Regions from separate parts of the Mus musculus genome. Here region 2 is linked to region 1. The links are chromatin contacts, found by POLR2A ChIA-PET in ENCODE. All regions are on one chromosome and are shown on one strand. The core of a region is the stretch at or near the end of the contact, and the rest is flanking DNA. Distances in the headings are between cores, read along the strand shown. Region 1 holds the start of Patz1 (POZ (BTB) and AT hook containing zinc finger 1). Region 2 holds the start of Tug1 (taurine upregulated gene 1).

The links. ChIA-PET counts read pairs that join two places held with the same protein, here RNA polymerase II (POLR2A).
Region 2: POLR2A ChIA-PET joins it to region 1 with 14 read pairs in embryonic stem cell. The contact joins the promoter of Tug1 here to the promoter of Patz1 in region 1. POLR2A ChIA-PET finds 5 or more read pairs at or near these places in 3 of 5 experiments (Patski and embryonic stem cell).

The regions. Positions count from the first base shown.
Region 1 is chr11:3,288,711-3,292,230 of GRCm38, forward strand. Patz1 (POZ (BTB) and AT hook containing zinc finger 1) reads left to right here and starts at 1,747. Exons shown (of 4, transcript NM_019574.3): 1 at 1,747-3,174. The coding sequence starts at 1,904.
Region 2 is chr11:3,647,204-3,650,723 of GRCm38, forward strand. Tug1 (taurine upregulated gene 1) reads right to left here and starts at 1,611. Exons shown (of 4, transcript NR_002321.2): 1 at 1,550-1,611. It overlaps Morc2a (microrchidia 2A), which reads left to right and starts at 2,234. Exons shown (of 27, transcript NM_001159288.2): 1 at 2,234-2,943; 2 at 3,105-3,244. The coding sequence starts at 3,177.

The DNA of each region.
Region 1 (3,520 bases), core at 497-2,996:
CCGTGCAAAGTTTGGAATACGTGCTTCGCTCCTCTCGCAACTGTGGGAACTTCGCGCCAGTACACGTGCTTTGCCTACAGTCTCTGATACCAATAGCTCAGCGACAGCCCAAGCAGACGAACCTGTGTGCAACCCTCGCCTAATAGCATCCTCAGGCGTCTTAGGGACAATGCGCTCTAGCCTGGCCGCACGGTCCGTGGTCAAAGTGGCCGGCATTTTGCCGGGCGGCAAGGGCTAATAAGCAAGCTTCTGGCTTGGGGAAGATCGAGGGGGCTTCTTGATCTCTGGATTCCCTAGTTTTCTTACAAAACTGCTGGGACATGCAGGGGTCGTTGATTTTGTCCATCGCCATCATACTGTCCCTTCTCTGAGCTGGCTTGTGACTTCACGCTCCCTGGGGCACAAAGCCCAAGTAGCTGTGGGTGGGGAAAACGACCTATCTCTAGTTATCCAGGCGTGCCGGGCATTTGCCTCGGTCAGTGTGAGGCAGGCAGAAGGTTCCGCCTGCGTCGGATCGGGATCCCGTCTCCTTCCTAGGGCAGCAGAGCGGGAGGTCTCAGCCGACTTCTAGGGATTTCGGCCATCAAAGGAGAACTAGGCAGGGTGCTGATGCCCGTCCGACCTGCGGGTGCGCAAGGTAGGCTGGGGGGCTCAGATCCACAGGCTCTGGCTGCCCATCCCGCACGCTCGCCTACACTCTGGGCGGGCAGCGGAGGGGCGGCTGTAGCTGGTTTGCTGGCTCGGCGCTCAGATCGTATTGGCCGGGGTCGGGGGGGGGGTGGTGGTGTGTGGGGGGTGGTTGAGGCTGCAGCCCCGGGCCCCGCGGGCGGGGTGGGGAGGCGGAGGATCAGGCTGCGCTAGCATTGGCGGAGCTGGGGAGTGGGGGCAGGAAGCGAGCGGAGCGGAGCTGCAGGGGGGGGGGTTGTATAAATAGGGAATGGGGGACGTGCATCCTCCGCTGGGTGAGGGGGGGGGGCGTTCGGCACAAAGAAAGTGGAAAGTTTGCAGCGCTAGGCGGCCCAAGCTAGGGAGCCGGATGCGCACGTGCTGAGTCGGGGCGACCGAGACCCCCCACGCCGAGCTCGCTGCTTTTTTTTCTTTCTGCAAGCTGGGGGGGGGGGTGTTGTTGGTATCGCCCCCTCCTTCTCCTCCCCCCAGGGGTGAAAGTGCAAGAGGAAGTGCAGCCGCTGCCATCTTTCCTCCGTTCCGAACGCACGGAGCCTGGGGCCGCAGCGCCGCCGCCACTCGTGCCTGGCTTGGGAAAGGGCCCACCCTGCTACTGCCACCCGCTCGCTTCGGCCGCCGCCTTCGCCGGGCTCCAAGACTCGGCCTACGCCACCGCCCCTGTGCGCGCGGACCGCCGCCTTCGCCTTCGCCTTTTGTTTCCTTTGCTCCGGCGCCCCCACCCCGGCTCGCGCTTTGCAGGGGACGCAGCGCGCGCCCCCAGTGGGCCCGGGAAAAGCCTCGGAGCGCGCGCTTGCGCTTGCGCGGCGGACCCCTCCTCCTCCCCGCGCGCGCGCGCGCGCCTTTTGGCCGCGCGCCGGCGCCGCCTGGCGGGCGGGAGGGGAGGTGGCAGCTGCGTTTGCAGGAGGGGCGCACCTCTTCGCTCGTTTACCCCTGGAAGGTAGACCTAGAGAGGGAGGCGGGCAGGCGGAGAGGGAGTGCTACGCGGGTCCGGCGGAGGTTAAGGGCGGCAATGTGGGGGGCAGTGCCCCGCTGGGTCTAGCCCTTTTTATTAGAGCAGGGGGCGTGTGCGCTGGGCGCACCTGAGAGTACTACCGAGCCCTGGGCCGCACGTGCGGGGAGTGTGAGTGGTCCGCTGCAAAAGGCGTCTCGCTGCCTAAGGGAAGGGACCAGGGACTGGCGGGTGCCCGGCCCGGCGAGTGGGGAAGGGGCAGCGACCATGGAGCGGGTCAACGACGCTTCTTGCGGTCCGTCGGGCTGCTACACCTACCAGGTGAGCAGACACAGTACGGAGATGCTGCACAACCTGAACCAACAACGCAAAAACGGCGGGCGCTTTTGCGACGTGCTCCTACGAGTAGGCGACGAGAGCTTCCCAGCGCACCGCGCCGTACTGGCTGCCTGCAGCGAGTACTTTGAGTCTGTGTTCAGCGCCCAGTTAGGCGACGGCGGAGCTGCAGATGGTGGTCCTGCTGATGTGGGAGGCGCGGCGGCGGCTCCAGGCGGCGGAGCTGGAGGCAGCCGCGAACTGGAGATGCACACCATCAGTTCCAAAGTGTTCGGAGACATCCTGGACTTCGCTTATACGTCCCGAATCGTTGTGCGCCTAGAGAGCTTCCCCGAGCTCATGACGGCCGCCAAGTTCCTGCTGATGAGGTCGGTCATCGAGATCTGCCAGGAAGTAATCAAACAGTCCAACGTGCAGATCCTCGTGCCCCCTGCCCGGGCTGATATCATGCTCTTTCGCCCACCTGGGACTTCTGACTTGGGCTTCCCTTTGGACATGACCAACGGGGCAGCCATGGCAGCCAACAGTAACGGTATTGCTGGCAGTATGCAGCCCGAGGAGGAGGCTGCCAGGGCCACAGGTGCTGCTATTGCGGGCCAAGCTTCTCTGCCTGTGTTACCCGGGGTGGACAGATTGCCCATGGTGGCTGGACCCCTATCCCCCCAACTACTGACTTCTCCGTTCCCTAATGTGGCATCCAGTGCACCTCCACTAACTAGCAAGCGAGGCCGGGGACGCCCCAGGAAGGCCAACCTGCTGGACTCCATGTTTGGGTCTCCAGGGGGCTTGAGGGAAGCAGGCATCCTTCCATGTGGCCTGTGCGGGAAGGTGTTCACTGACGCCAACCGGCTCCGGCAACATGAGGCCCAGCACGGCGTCACAAGCCTCCAGTTGGGCTATATCGATCTTCCTCCTCCAAGGCTGGGTGAGAATGGGTTACCCATCTCCGAGGACCCCGATGGCCCCAGAAAAAGGAGCCGGACCAGGAAGCAAGTGGCTTGTGAGATCTGTGGCAAGATCTTTCGTGACGTATACCATCTCAACCGGCATAAGCTTTCCCACTCGGGGGAGAAGCCGTACTCGTGCCCGGTGTGTGGTCTGCGGTTCAAGAGAAAAGACCGAATGTCGTACCATGTGAGGTCCCATGATGGGTCAGTGGGCAAACCGTACATCTGCCAGAGCTGTGGGAAAGGTTTCTCCAGGTGAGGATGGCACCCTCCCCCACTCCCTGCTGTGTATTATCTTAGTTCTGTCTCGAGACAGATCCTTCCCAGGATCTGGGGATGTGGATCTTGTGGGGGTAGAGGGTCACTGGACCTTAATAGAACATAACATGTTTAAATGTTTTAAGATCTCCAACTTTGATGGTGTGGCCAAGAGCTGCATCTATGCCTTCAGGCAAGTTCTCTGGCACCAGGGTGCTTACTAGCTTCACCCTCCCAGGGGCCTTGTAGGAAGGGGCCGGATTCCTTAGGCCAGAGCCATTGGGCCTCCCCATTCTTCTCCCCTGGTTCCCTTTGTGTTTCCGGCACCAGGCGTGGGGCCCCC
Region 2 (3,520 bases), core at 361-2,860, 360 kb after region 1:
CACTTAATAAGCACCACTCCACAAAACAAAAATGTTTGAAACCCAACTGTTCAAACATTTTAATAGTGTTTGCTGGATAATGGCCTGGAATTTGATAAAAGCAGCTGACAATAAACAAACAAACAAACGGCATTTTGGCCATTCAGTCTCACATTTGCAAGCAATTAGAATACAAGGCTGGTTAGGAAAAAGTTAAGCTTCAAAATGATTCCAAATATCTGATTTTGTGTCCCAGCCAGAGTCCAACAAAGTTTTTTCAAAAACTTTAGCCTTCAATTTAAAAAACAAAACAAAAAACCCCCCCAAAAAAAAAAAAAAAAAAAAAAAAAAAAAAACCCCAAACATTTTCAGGAATCCAACGCCTGGTTCAGTCTGTTCCAAGTAGCCCTCTTGCTAAAAATCCATGTGCACTATTAACTGGTTTTGGCAGCACCATTTAAAAATAATCCTGTTCACTATCAACCACGAAAACCAGGGATATAAAATAGGAGCAAATAATGGGTGTCAATCATGGTTGTAAAAAAATAGTTAACGAGAGAAAAGTAGTCAGGCACCAGTACGAGCAGCAGAAAACAATCGCTGGGCCAGAGATTACACTTCTTGTTACTCGAGGACACATTCACTCCTAATTGTAGCTGCTTTCTAGTGGGTGCCATTGTACCATAGGCATCAGCCACCCTTCAGGCACCCTATGGTGAAAGGAAAGGGCTTTGACTAAAAGCCAAGCAGTGAAGTGATGGTACCTGAAACAGCCATTATGCAGTAAGAAGCAGCTCACATATACCAGGGACTCAAATGGGGGCTTCATATTGGTTGTGAAGGGTCCCAGATGACATGTAGGCCTCAGTTTCCTCCCGGTGGCAAAAACTGTTCTAAACTCTTCTGGGTCATAGCCCCCTTTGAAAACTCGCTACTGAAGGATCTACTCATCCCCCTAGAAAACACTTTCCCACGTGTTTCTGTACAGAAGAAGTTCAGGGAACCTTCCCATCTCCAACTCCAATAAAAGGTTCCCGAATTTAATTTCAGGGAATGAGCAATTGTTATGACTTCTTGCAACTCAAAGGAAAAAAAAACAATAATCATCTTTCTGTAAACCGACACTTTTGAAGAGAGCTTCCAATTCCATACACACACTGATAGGCAGAGGAGGAAACTGAGGCGCAGACAGATTACAGAGTGACTTGCCTAAGGTCACTCGGCCAGCGAGTGGCTAGGCCCGGAAGCAAACCCAGATCTTCCGACTCCGGAGCTCGAATCCCCACCCCGGAGCTGCCGCCAGCGCTCTCGCTCCCCACTAAGGTGGCATAAGTAGGAAAAGGCAAAGGAGGAAGCCCACCACCAACCATCCTCCAGCTCCCTCTTGACCCTCCAACTGGGTCCTAGCAGGCCCCGAGGGGTGGCGCCAGGCCTCCAGGCCAGCCCCGGCCACCCCAGCTTCCCCCGCCGCCTCCCCGGGAGCGGGGCGGAGTTGCCCGCCGCCGCCAACCACCCGGACGACCCCTCGTCGGATCGCAAAAGCATAGGCCGCCGCCCGAGTTCTGCGTACGAGAAGAAAGACGCGGCGCGAGCGCCAACGGCCACCGGGCGCGCGCCGCGGCGGCCGGGCCTGCGCCCCAAGAGCTGGATGCCAGAGCAGGAGAAAGAGCCGCCAACCGATCGCTCGATCGACCGCACGCCCGCTCCTTCGCCCTACCAGACCGGGGAGGGGGGGAGGGCGCGCCAGGGCTTCTTCGAGTTAGGGGCCTGACTCCCCGGCGACAAGACAAGATGGCTCCTCCGCTCTGCTCTGCAGCTACCGTCCCGGCTGCGTCTCTCGGCCCGCCCCCGGTACTGTTCCTTTAAATGGCCGAGAGGGGTCAGGAAAGCAGGAAGAGAGGCGCGCGCCCTCACGTGATGGGGGCGGACCGGCCAAACAAGATCCGGTCACGTGGACCGACGTCGCTCGCCAATCAGAAGGTGGAGTCTCAGGGCGGGGGCGGGAAGACTTCGAGCTCTGTGATTGGCCGAAGGTGCGCTGGAGGCCTCGGCGGCCGGGCCGTCGGGAGTGAGCGAGGTGATTCGCGCTGCGTGCGCTTACGGAGACAAAGCGGTGGCTGAGGTAGCGGTGGCGCGGGCAGCACCGGCCGCAAAGCCGTACTGAACGCTGAATCTCGTGACGCCCAGCCTGTCATCGTCTGTTGAGGCGCGGCGTGTCGTGTCGTGTCGCGGCGCGGGCGGGCGGCGGCGGCGGCGGCGGCAGCGGCAGCGGAGGCAGCACATGGTTCCAAGAGCGCGCTGCGGTGGTTGAGTTCCAATTCCACGGGGAGGGACAAAGGCATCTGCGAGCTGCAGGCAACGCCCGATCGGATCTGGTGGTGCACTCGCCACTTTCCTCTGTTCTCCCAGGCTCTGGGACTAACTCCTGTCTGTCGGTAGCGAGGAGGTGGCCACAGGACCCAGGCCTGGGAAGGCCCGAGGGCCCGAGGCCATCTTCTGAAGGGTGTGGGGGAAGGGCGCACCTGAGGTGATTCGGGAGGGTAGGTTGTGAGGTGTTTCTGTGGGCCACTGTGAGTAATTTCACCCACAACCTGTGGTGATTGTGGCATAATAGCAAGCTGTGTTTGGGCGGGGTTTGGGAAAAGAAATCTGTCAGTCAGCACCAAGGACCTTTCTGTTGGAAAGCGGTGAAGCCAGAAGTAGCCTCCACTCCACTGCACTGTCCAGTAGAGCACTCTTTTGAGGAGCCTGGTGTCTTCGGTGGTGACAAAGTCTTCGGTGGTAATGAAGTAGGTGAACCGTCAGAAGTAGGTCAATTTCCTGAATTTAGGAGAACAGAAAAGGACTTGAACGTGAAGTTGAAGCTGTAAACCTCCAAGTTTGAAGACCATTCAGAACCGTTCACTTTTGATGTGCGTCGGAATTGTGTGAAGAAAGCTTGACCCCCCGGAGCACTTAAGGACAGTAGGTTTCGAATATAGTTCTTTCCAAAGTATTACATCAGAGTCATTGAAATACTTAAATCACTCGCAGTTTTAAATATCTGCCTGTATTTTGAATAGATACTAGGGAAATTTTTTTTTTATGTGTCACTAAGAAGCACAAATTTACCCTTTACTGATCAGAATCCTGGGGAAATCGATTTCACTATATGTACTTTCCTGTTAACCGGCAAAGACTGAAGACTCATTGCTGTCATGGCCTTCACCAATTACAGCAGTCTCAACCGAGCTCAACTAACCTTTGAATATCTCCACACAAATTCGTAAGTATCTTGTTAGGTGCCACTGAGGTAACCAGTAACTCCTCCTTGATGTTAATATGGAAATCCTTTCTCCAGAAAATTTTGCTTTTTTATTCTTTGGCTTGTGTCATTGGAGTAAGATGTATCACTGGATGTCTTGAGCTCTGTATTGAAGAACTGAGATCAGTGAATTATTTGTTGGTAATCTAGAAGAAAATGATTTCACTTACTGGATCAAAAATTTCAAAATACAAACTTTATATCATATTGAGTTGTTTCATCCAAGTGTTTAATAGG